2 separate regions of the Mus musculus genome follow, and region 2 is linked to region 1. Evidence: chromatin loops called from intact Hi-C (ENCODE). Cell type or tissue: heart. All regions are shown on one strand.

What was found. Hi-C counts contacts between places; a loop is a spot of excess contacts. Peaks named below come from ENCODE experiments on the same cell type or tissue, not always from the same donor. Only the 100,000 strongest peaks of a DNase experiment are listed, where the experiment ranks them.
Region 2: it touches region 1 in a loop (2.6-fold over the local background); 6 of 42 quality-filtered maps call a loop at or near these places.

What each region holds. Positions count from the first base shown.
Region 1 is chr6:42,922,806-42,927,805 of GRCm38, forward strand. Olfr446 (olfactory receptor 446) reads left to right here and starts at 4,428. Exons shown (of 1, transcript NM_146295.1): 1 at 4,428-5,000. The coding sequence starts at 4,428. In heart, no CTCF peak of the experiment used is centred here; no DNase peak of the experiment used is centred here.
Region 2 is chr6:42,992,269-42,997,268 of GRCm38, forward strand. No RefSeq gene overlaps it. Among named protein-coding and RNA genes, the nearest start is that of Olfr444, 39 kb to the left of the region's middle. In heart, no CTCF peak of the experiment used is centred here; no DNase peak of the experiment used is centred here.

The DNA of each region.
Region 1 (5,000 bases):
AAGCCCTTATATTATATCACCTGACATAGTGAGGTAGTATTTAAAATGTGTTATATATCTATGGACATTGTCTAATAATAAGTTTACTTTAAAAAAATCAGTGTTTCTAGGAGAGAAATTACTTTATCAGTGAGTATTTTAAAAGTTTCAAAATAGCAAAAACTCTTTGAAGTTAAACATTAAGAAAATGCTAATTTTAAGCACAGTAAGAAAGAGTACCAATAATATTTCCATGATGTCTGTAGACCATGATTTTAATATTTTCAGCTGTTTATATTCAAGAAACAGAACAGTTATTTTAGATATACTTCATTGTTATGTCTCCCTTTTCATTTCTTATTATATTAATTTGGATACTGTCTCTGAACACTCTGGTTAGTCTGGCTAAGGGTTATCTATTTTGTTGATTTTCTCAAAGAAATAGCTCCTGGCTTTGTTGATTGTTTGGTTCTTTTGTTTCTATTTGATTTGATTATTTCCTATGTCTACTCCTCTTGGGTGTATTTGCTTTTTATGTTCTAGAGCTTTCAGGTGTGTTGTCAAGATGCTCCTGTAAGCTCTCTTCAGTTTCTTTTTGGAGGCACTTAGAGCTATAAGTTTTCCTCCTACCTCTGCTTTCATTGTGTCTCATAAGTTTCAGTATGATGTGTCTTCATTTTCATTAAAATTTAAAAGGTCTCTAATTTATTTCTTTATTTCTTCCTTGACCAAGTTATCATTGAGTAGACCATTGTTTAGTTTTCATATGTATGTGTGCTTACCATTGTTTTGGTTGATATTTAAGACAAGACTTAGTCCATGGTGATCTGGGATTATTTCAATCTTTTTGTATCTGTTGAGGCCTGATTTATGACCGATTTTATGGTCAATTTTGGAGAAGATACCATGAGGTGCTGAGAAGAAGGTATATCCTTTTGCTTTAGGATGAAATGTTCTATAAATATCTGTTGGACCAATTTGTTTCATAACTTCTGTGTGTTTCACTGTGTCTCTGTTTAGTTTCTGTTTCCATGATCTGTCCATTGCTGAGAGTGGGGTGCTGAAGTCTCCCACTATTATTGTTTGGGGTATGATGTGTGCTTTTAGCTTTAGTAAGGTTTCTTTTAAGAATGTGCGTGTCTTTGCATTTGGAGCATAGAAATCCAGAATTTAGAGTTCATCTTGGTAGATTTTTCCTTTGATCAGAACGAAGTGTCCTTCCTTAACTTTTCTTGATAACTTTTGGTTGAGAGTTGATTTTATTCAATATTAGAATGGGTACTCCAGTTTGTTTCTTGGGACCATTTGCTTGGAAAATTGTTTTTCAACCATTTACTCTGAGGTAGTGTCTGCCTTTGTCACTGAGGTAGGTTTCCTGTATGCAGCAAAATGCTGGATCCTGTTTACATATCCAGTCTGATAGTCTACATATTTTTTTGGGAATTGAGTCCATTGATAGTTAGAGATATTAAGGAATAGTGATTGTTGCTTCTTGTTATTTTTGTTATTAGGAGTAGAATTATGTTTATGTGGTTATCTTATTTTGGGTTTGTTAAAAGATTACTTTCATGCTTTTTCTAGGGTGTAGTTTCCCTCCTTGTGTTGGTGTTTTCAATCTATTATCCTTTGTAGGGCTGGATTTATGGAAAGATTTTGACATGGTATATATTGTTTTTGCCATCTATGGTAATAGATGCTAGGTATAGTAGCCTGGGCTGGCATTTATGTTCTCTTGGGGTCTGTATGACATCTGCCTAGGATATTCTAGCTTTCATCGTCTCTGGTGAGAAGTCTGGTGTAGTTTTGATAGCTCTGCATTTATATGTTACTTGACCTTTTCCACTTACTGCTTTTAATATTCTCTTTGTTTAGTGCATTTGGTGTTTTGATTATTATGTGATGGGAGAAATTTTTTTTTCTGGCCCAGTCTATTTGGAGTTCTGTGGGCTTCTTATATGTTCATAGGCATCTCTTTCTTTAGGTTAGTAAAGTTTTCTTCTATAATTTTGTTGGAGATATTTACTGGCATTTGCGTTGGCAATTTTCCTTCCTTCTATACCTACTATTCCTAGGTTTGCTCTTCTCATTATGCTCTGGATTTCCTGGATGTTTTTGATTACGAACTTTTTGCTTTTTGCATTTTTTTAACTGTTGTGTCAATGTTTTCTATGGTATCTTCTGCACCTGAGATTCTCTCTTCTATTTCTTGTATTCTGTCGGTGATGTTTGCATCTATGACTCCTGTTCTCTTTCCTAGGTTTTCTAACTCCAGGGTTGTCTCTCTTTGTGATTGCTTCATTGTTTCTATTTCCATTTTTTTTATCTTGTATGGTTTTGTTCATTTCCTTTGCCTGTTTGATTGTGTTTGCCTGTAATTCTTTAAGGGATTTTTGTTTCCTCTTTAAGGGCTTCTAGCTTTTTACCTGGGTTCTCCTGTATTTCTTTAAGGGAGTTATTTATGTCCTTCTTAAAGTCCTCTATCACCATCATGAGACGTGATTTTAGATCTGAGTCTTGTTTTTTCTGGTATGATGGTGTATCCAGGACTTGTTATGGTGAGAGAATTGGGTTCTGATGATGCTAAGGAGCCTTGGTTTCTTTTGCTTATGGTCTTATGCTTGCCTCCTGCAATCTGATTCTCTCTAGTGCTACCTGCCTTGACTATATCTGACTGGAGGCTGTCTTTCATGTGATACAGGTTGTATCAGAACTCCTCAGAGTCAAACTGTCTGTGATTGTGTGATTCTGTAATCCTGTGATCTTGAGATTCTAGGTGTATCCAAGCTCCTGGGAGTCAAGCTGCCTCTGGGACCCTGAGATCCTGGTGTGACTAAGCTCCTGGGATCCTGTGGACCTGGGCGTGCGTGGTAGAGCACTTGGGAGTGGAGCTTTCTCTGGATGTTGTGGGACTGGCTGTGAAGTTGGTACCCAAAGTCTGCTGAGGGCACCTCTGATCCTATAATCCTGGGCCTGTTAGAGTGCCTGGGAGTGGGGCTTCCTCTGGGTGTTGTGGGACTGGATGTTGAGTTTGCGCCCAAGGTTGGCTCAGGGCACCAGTTGAAATCAGAAGGAACCTATGCCACTGGTTGGGTGGAGCTCCTGGGTGCCTGAGTCCCACTGGTCCCAGTTACTTCCAGTGTTGGGGCAGATGTTGTGTCCTGATCACCTCTGACCCTATGATCCTGGGTGTGTGTTAGAGCACTTGGGACTAGAGTTTCCTCTTGGGACTAGAGTTTCCTCTAAGTGTTGTGGGACTGGGTGAGGAGTTCGTGCCCAAGATCTGCTCAGGGCACTAGCCCAGATAAGAAGCATTTTTAGTTTTCTTTAAAGTAATCTTTGAAAAATATATACTGACAAATTAAATTAAAATATTATTCTTAGGATTTTCAAAGTGCAAAATGAGAATTCTGTCACCATTTGAAACATTATAGGGATAAGATATTTTCTATTTGAATTGTGTAAAATAAATGTTTGCTATTCTAGCATCTTAAAAATATATCACTTAGACAAGTTTGTGAGGGTTTGTTTTATTTACCAGAAATTTGTGTTTGTGTGGTGTTAGGTAGAGGCCAATTTAGTGTTCTTCCACATGAATTGTCAACTGGACATGTATTATAGTGATCATTTAGTACACAGAAGTCACTTTATTTGCAATTTAAAGACATTCATTTTACAGATAGGTTTTTTTGAGGAAATCTCTTCATTGTTTTTTCACCATTTCTCAATATGTAGTCCACATCTCCTCCTGTGGTCAACACCAGCCCCTGGCTTCAGGTAACCACATAATCCCCTGTTCTCAACAATCATCTGGACTCTGAAAGCTGAGCTCTAGGGGTCAGATCCCACTCACTTTCAAATCCACATTTGATGTTAGGAGGGGCTGTCTTACTCGAAATTCCTCTTCAACCGAGTGCTTGTTCTTTATCTAATACCCATGTTTCTGAAGCCAAGAAAAGTCAGAGATTATCTTGATCACTAATTCTCTTTCTTCCTACAACACTGTATTTAGTAGTATAAGTACCGTGAGAAAGCCTGGGAAGCGCTCCCAAAGCTTTCATTTCTGTGATGAACAGAGACCAGTGTTGGTAGCAATTGAAATAGACGTGTCTCCTTCTCTTCCCTTAGTTAGAGCCAATCCTTAAATTATTATGAAAATATTGTTATTATTATAAAATCTATAAAGAAAGACGGTATCATGGTTTTTCTGTGAAACAAGATAAATATTTTATAATGCTCAAAAGCTACCATTTTGAAATATCCCTAGAAACCAAATTTGCAAGTCAACATAAGAGATTGAACTAGAACTATGAATTACTGATTTTCACATCTGACATAATTCAAAATCAAAAATGAAAAATCCCTTTCTTTTGTCTTCCTTCTCGCTCTTTCAGCTCTGGAATTTCCTGTCTGACTACATTATAGGATTCATCTGTCATAAGAAGGTGAGGATGAACCAGACATGGATCACTGAGGTCATTCTACTGGGATTCCAGGTTGACCCCTCTCTGGAGATGCTCCTGTTTGGGCTGTTTTTGCTGTTCTACTGCCTCACGTTGATGGGAAATGGGATTATCCTGGGGCTCATCTGCCTGGATGCTAGGCTGCACACTCCCATGTACTTCTTCCTCTCACATCTGGCCATAGTTGACATGTCCTACGCCTCCAGCACTGCCCCTAAGATGCTGACAAATATGGTGATGCACCAAAAAAGCATCTCCTTTGCTTCATGCATACTTCAGACATTTTTGTATCTGGCTTTTGCAGTGACAGAGTGTTTGATTCTGGTAGTGATGTCATATGATCGCTTTGTAGCTATCTGTCATCCTTTGAAATACACACTGATCATGAGCTGGAGAGTATGCTCCATCCTGGCTGCTACTTGCTGGGTGTTTAGCTTCCTCTTGGCCTCACTCCATATCACGCTCATTCTAAGACTCCCATTCTGTGGGCCACAAAAAGTCAACCATTTTTTCTGTCAAATCATGTCAGTATTCAGATTAGCCTGTGCAGACACAAGACTC
Region 2 (5,000 bases), 69 kb after region 1:
TGGGAGAAGAAATGCAGAACTGTTACATATGCATACTCCAGTGCCCAATATTCATGTTTTATCACATTCAACAAATTGTTTTATTTAGAAACATAGGCATAATTATTTTGCAATTTTGATGGGGATTGCATTGAATCTACTTTTGGTAAAATGGTCATTTTTACTGTGTTAAACCTACCAGGACATGAGCATGGGAAATCATTCCATCTTCTGAGGTCTTATTGTATTTCTTTCTTTAGAGACTTGAAATTCTTATCAGAGAGAGCTTTCCTTTATTTGGTTAGAGTTACACTAAGATATGTTATACTACTTGTGACTATTGTGAAGTGTGTTTTTCCATATTTTCTTTCTCAGCCCATTTATCATTTGTATAAAGGAAGGCTAACTCAAACTCATTTGTTTGAGTTAATTTTATATCCAGACACTTTGCTGAAGTTGTCTGTCAGCTGTAGAAGATCTGCAGTAAAATTGGGGGGGGGGGGTCTCTGATGTATACTATCATATTATATGCGTACCTTGACTTCTTCCTTTCCAAATTGTATCCACTTGTCTTCTTTTGTTGTCTAGCTTTAACCAAACTTTTAGTACAAATCTGAATAGATAAGTAGAGACTCAGCAGCCTTATCTTATCCCTGATTTTAGTGGAATTGCTTCAAGTTTCTCTCCATTTATTTTGATATTGGCTATTGGTTTGCTGCGTTTTGCTTTTAGTACGTTTATGTATAGACCTTGATTTTCTGATATCTCCTATACATTTAACTTGAAAAGACGTTGTTTTTGTCAATGGATTTTTCAGCACCTAATGAGATGACCATATGATATTGTTTCTTGAGTTTGTTTATATAGTGGATTAAATTGATGAATTTCCATATATTGAACCATTCCTCTGCGTGATTTCTTATATCACCCAGGATCACCAGATTAGAGGTGGCACTGCTGATGTTGGACTAGGCCTTCTCACATCCATCATTAATCAAGACAAAACCCTCACATTCTTGTTTATAGGTCAATCAAATAGAGGCATTTTATGGTTGAAGTTCTCTATTCATGCATGCCACTACCATGTATCAAGTTGAAAAATAAAACAGGAGAGTGAGATATAAGAATAGAAAATAGGTAGAGAGGATGTGTGTGGGTCTCACTGCTCACCAAATGTGCTCTTGCCATGATGAGCAGACATGTCTTATCCTCCAGGATTGTGCCTGTGAGGTTTACATCTATTTGGGGGTGGTTTCTGAAGGAAGAAATTGTGATACAATGAAGATTAGGACATGGATGGAACAAGGTGGTCTAAATAATGCCTTGAAATAGCCTTGGGCTTTCAATTCACTTGTTTTCTCAAATGGAAATTTTAGAATATAAAGAATTATATGTAAAAGCAAACGTCTTAATAGAAATATGTATCAAAAACAGAGTCACAAAAATTTTTTGTGAACTGTGACCTTAAATTTTACTTCTCTGTCTTCATTTTAGCTTACAGATATAATATAGTGATGACTCAAACCCAAGCCTCCCTGACTGTTGGCTTTTGAGATCAAGCCTCTATCTCTTGCAGGTCTAGTCAGAAAATTGTACTTAGTTATGGAAACACATATTTGCACTGATATCTACTCCACAGATCCTGATCTACAAAGTTTCCAACTGATTTTCTGGGGTTCCTGCTACAAGGCTAGTATCAGTGGGTGAGGCACAGATTAGACTCTGATTAACAGAATGGAGCCTGAGGATTTCAGAGTTTATCACTGCATGAAATCTACACATGTTCCTCCCACAGTAATGCAGATAACAAAAAAAAATCATTTGTCCCTTGGTATAGAAGACCCAGCTGGTAAATAAGTTATTTATTTGTGTTAGAGATACAGATGTGCTAAGCAACTCCAGATTTTTGCTTTCAGCTAGGGCCTTGGAGTTTGAGTGCCTTGGCTACACCTCAAGAGTCATGTATTTCTGGTGTCATCTGCTGCAATAAGAGTCAAATTGCCTCAGGAGATGGTTGAACAAGTGCTCTCTTAGCAAACAGGAATGAAGTTGGTAAAGGTGAGTAAAAACCCATTCTGATCTAAGAGCTCATATCTACTTTGTCACTCAACATTATCCAGTAAAGCAGACAGGAAACAGAGGCATATTCCTTTGTTACATTGCCAAATTTTTATATAATTACTTGATTTATCACATTTGATGCTTTTGATTTAAATTCCATTTCAATTATATAAATATTGCAATACTACCCCTTTATATTTGTGTAAAGTATTCACCGACTCCCTAACTCTTTTTTTTATCTCCATCCAGCTCTTGCTACATTTTTAATTCATGTTTAATTCCATACTACATACACAGTTATTGACGATAGAAACCTACTACTTGACTCTGGTTGTTTTGTATATTTTCCATCCATTGCCCTATTTGTTTATGACTTGGTGCTTTTATGTGTTGCTAAAATTTTTATATTTTCTTCTATAGTTGTATAAATTTAGTGAATTTAATGCAAACCTATTTTCAGGTTAAATTACCTTACTTTTGTTTTAGAAAGTGCTTCTCTTTCTTTTGTATTTGAATATTTTCAGTGTTTGTTTCAGCTGTCAGAAAACTTTTTGTTGCTATTTTGCTAGTATTTGACTATATTATCCAATTATCACCTCACTGCTAGAGTCTTATTATGAAAATACTGTTAGCCTAATGTGATTCCCTTGATGTAACTTAGTTCTTCTCTCTCTCTCCCTCTCCCTCCCTCCCTCTCTCTTTCTCTCTCTGTCTCTCTGTCTCTGTCTCTCTGTCTCTCTCTCAGATTTATCTCATGGACAGTGTTTAGCATTGAATATATTTGAAAGAGTTTGAGATTCCAAGAACTGGATGTTCAGATAGAATATCATTAACTATGTCATTCAGAATTTTTTCATATCTATCTCTATCTCTATCTCTATCTCTATCTCTATCTCTATCTCTATCTCTATCTCTATCTCTCTATCTCTATCTCTATATCATCTATCTCTATCTCTATCTATCTAATCTATATCTATCTATATCTATATATCTATATATCTCTATCTCTCTCTCTCTCTCTCTCTCTCTCTCTAGGGAGAGAGAAAGATTCTCTGTGTATCCCTGGCTGTCCTGGAACATACTTTAACTCTTGACATACTTATGTAACATTAAACTTTATATAAATAATTGAGACTGTGATTTAAATTTCAATACTACATCAAGATGACAGACAAGTAAAATTATAAAGCCTCATCACTACCAGTTTCAGACTTCACCAGTATAAGAGTTTCATCTGCTAAGGTTGATGATAAAACTATTGCTTCTACTTTAAGACTCATCAATGTTGTACCAGAGCTAATTACAAGCCTTCACATTTTGCATTTCTAGTTCAGAAAATTAGACACATATTGGGTAAGGTGTCACACATATGTCTATCAGGCCCTCATGATACAAGAGCCACACATTGGATATTGACGACCTCTTTATTTATTTATATTTCAGGTGTTGACACACCATTGTTCTAATTTTTTTTTGTTTGTAGATTGAAGATTTTCTCAAAGTAAGGATATTTTCCAAAGTTAAAAAATATGTTCTGGCTTCCGGTTTCTGACTGTGCCTGGAGCCAATCCTCTGCCACAGGTCTCCATACCCAAATAGGTCCAGGAGAAAGCTACCCTCCAAGGAGTGCAGACAAGCCTGTGAGCACAGGTAAGACCACCACTACTGCTCAAAGGAACCCAACCAGAACCCTAAGGACACAGGAAATGAAGAGTAGCCTGGGATAGGAGCCTTCCAGTTTCTGTCTGCTCTCAGAGCTGATCGGTGCCACAGAGCTACATACACAAATACCATCAGGAGAAAACTGGTCTCCTAGGAGTACTGACATACAAGCTTGTTGGACTGACAAGTGACAGTCAAAGACAGCAAGACCAGCCAACACTAGAGATAATGTAGGGAAAGGCAAGGGAAAGAACATAAGCAAGAGAAACCAAGACTAGTTGGCATCATCAGAACCCAGTTCTCCCACCACAACATGCCCTGGTTACCCCAACACACCAGAAAAGCAAGACACTGATTTAAAATCACATATCATGAAGATGATAGAGGACTTTAAGAAGGACATAAATAATTCCTTAGAGAAGTACAAAAGAACACATGTAAATGGTTGAAAACCGTAAAGAGGTAACACGAAAATCCCTTAAAGAATTAGGAAAACACAACCAAACAGGTGAAAGAACTGAATAAAACCATCCAGGACCTAAAAATGGAAAAAGAAATAATAAAAAAATCACAAAGGGAAACAACACTGGAGATATAAAACCTAGAAAAGAGATCAGGAGTCATAGATGCAAGCATCATCGACAGAACACTACCCAATTCATTCTATGAAGCCACAATTATGATGAGTACAAAACCGCATGAAGACCCAACAAAGAAACAGAACTTCACACCAAATTCCTTTATGAATATTGATGCAAAAATACTCAAATTCTTGACAACCAAATCCAAGAACACATCAAAGTCATTATTCACCATGATAAGTAGGCTTCATCCCAGGGATGCAGGGATGGTTCAGTATACAGGAATCCACCAATGTAATCCACTTCATCAATAAACTCAAAGAAAAAAAGAAAACACATGATGATCTCATTAGATGTGGACAAAATCCAACCTCCCTTCATGTTAAAAGACTTGGAATGATCAGAAATTCAAGGTTAATACCTAAACATAGTAAAAGCAATATACAGCAAACTAGTAGCCAACATCAAACTAAATGGAGAGAAACTTGAAGCAATTCCACTAAAGTCAGGGACTAAACAAGGGTGCCCCCTCTCTCCCCATCTAACCATTGTAGTACGTTTACGTTCTAGACAGAGCAATTAGACAACAAAAGTAGTTCAAAGGGATACAAATTGGAAAGGAAGGACTCAAACTATCACTATTTACAGATGATATGACAGTATATTGACATGATTCCAAAAATTCCACCAGAGAACTCCTACAGTTAATAAACAACT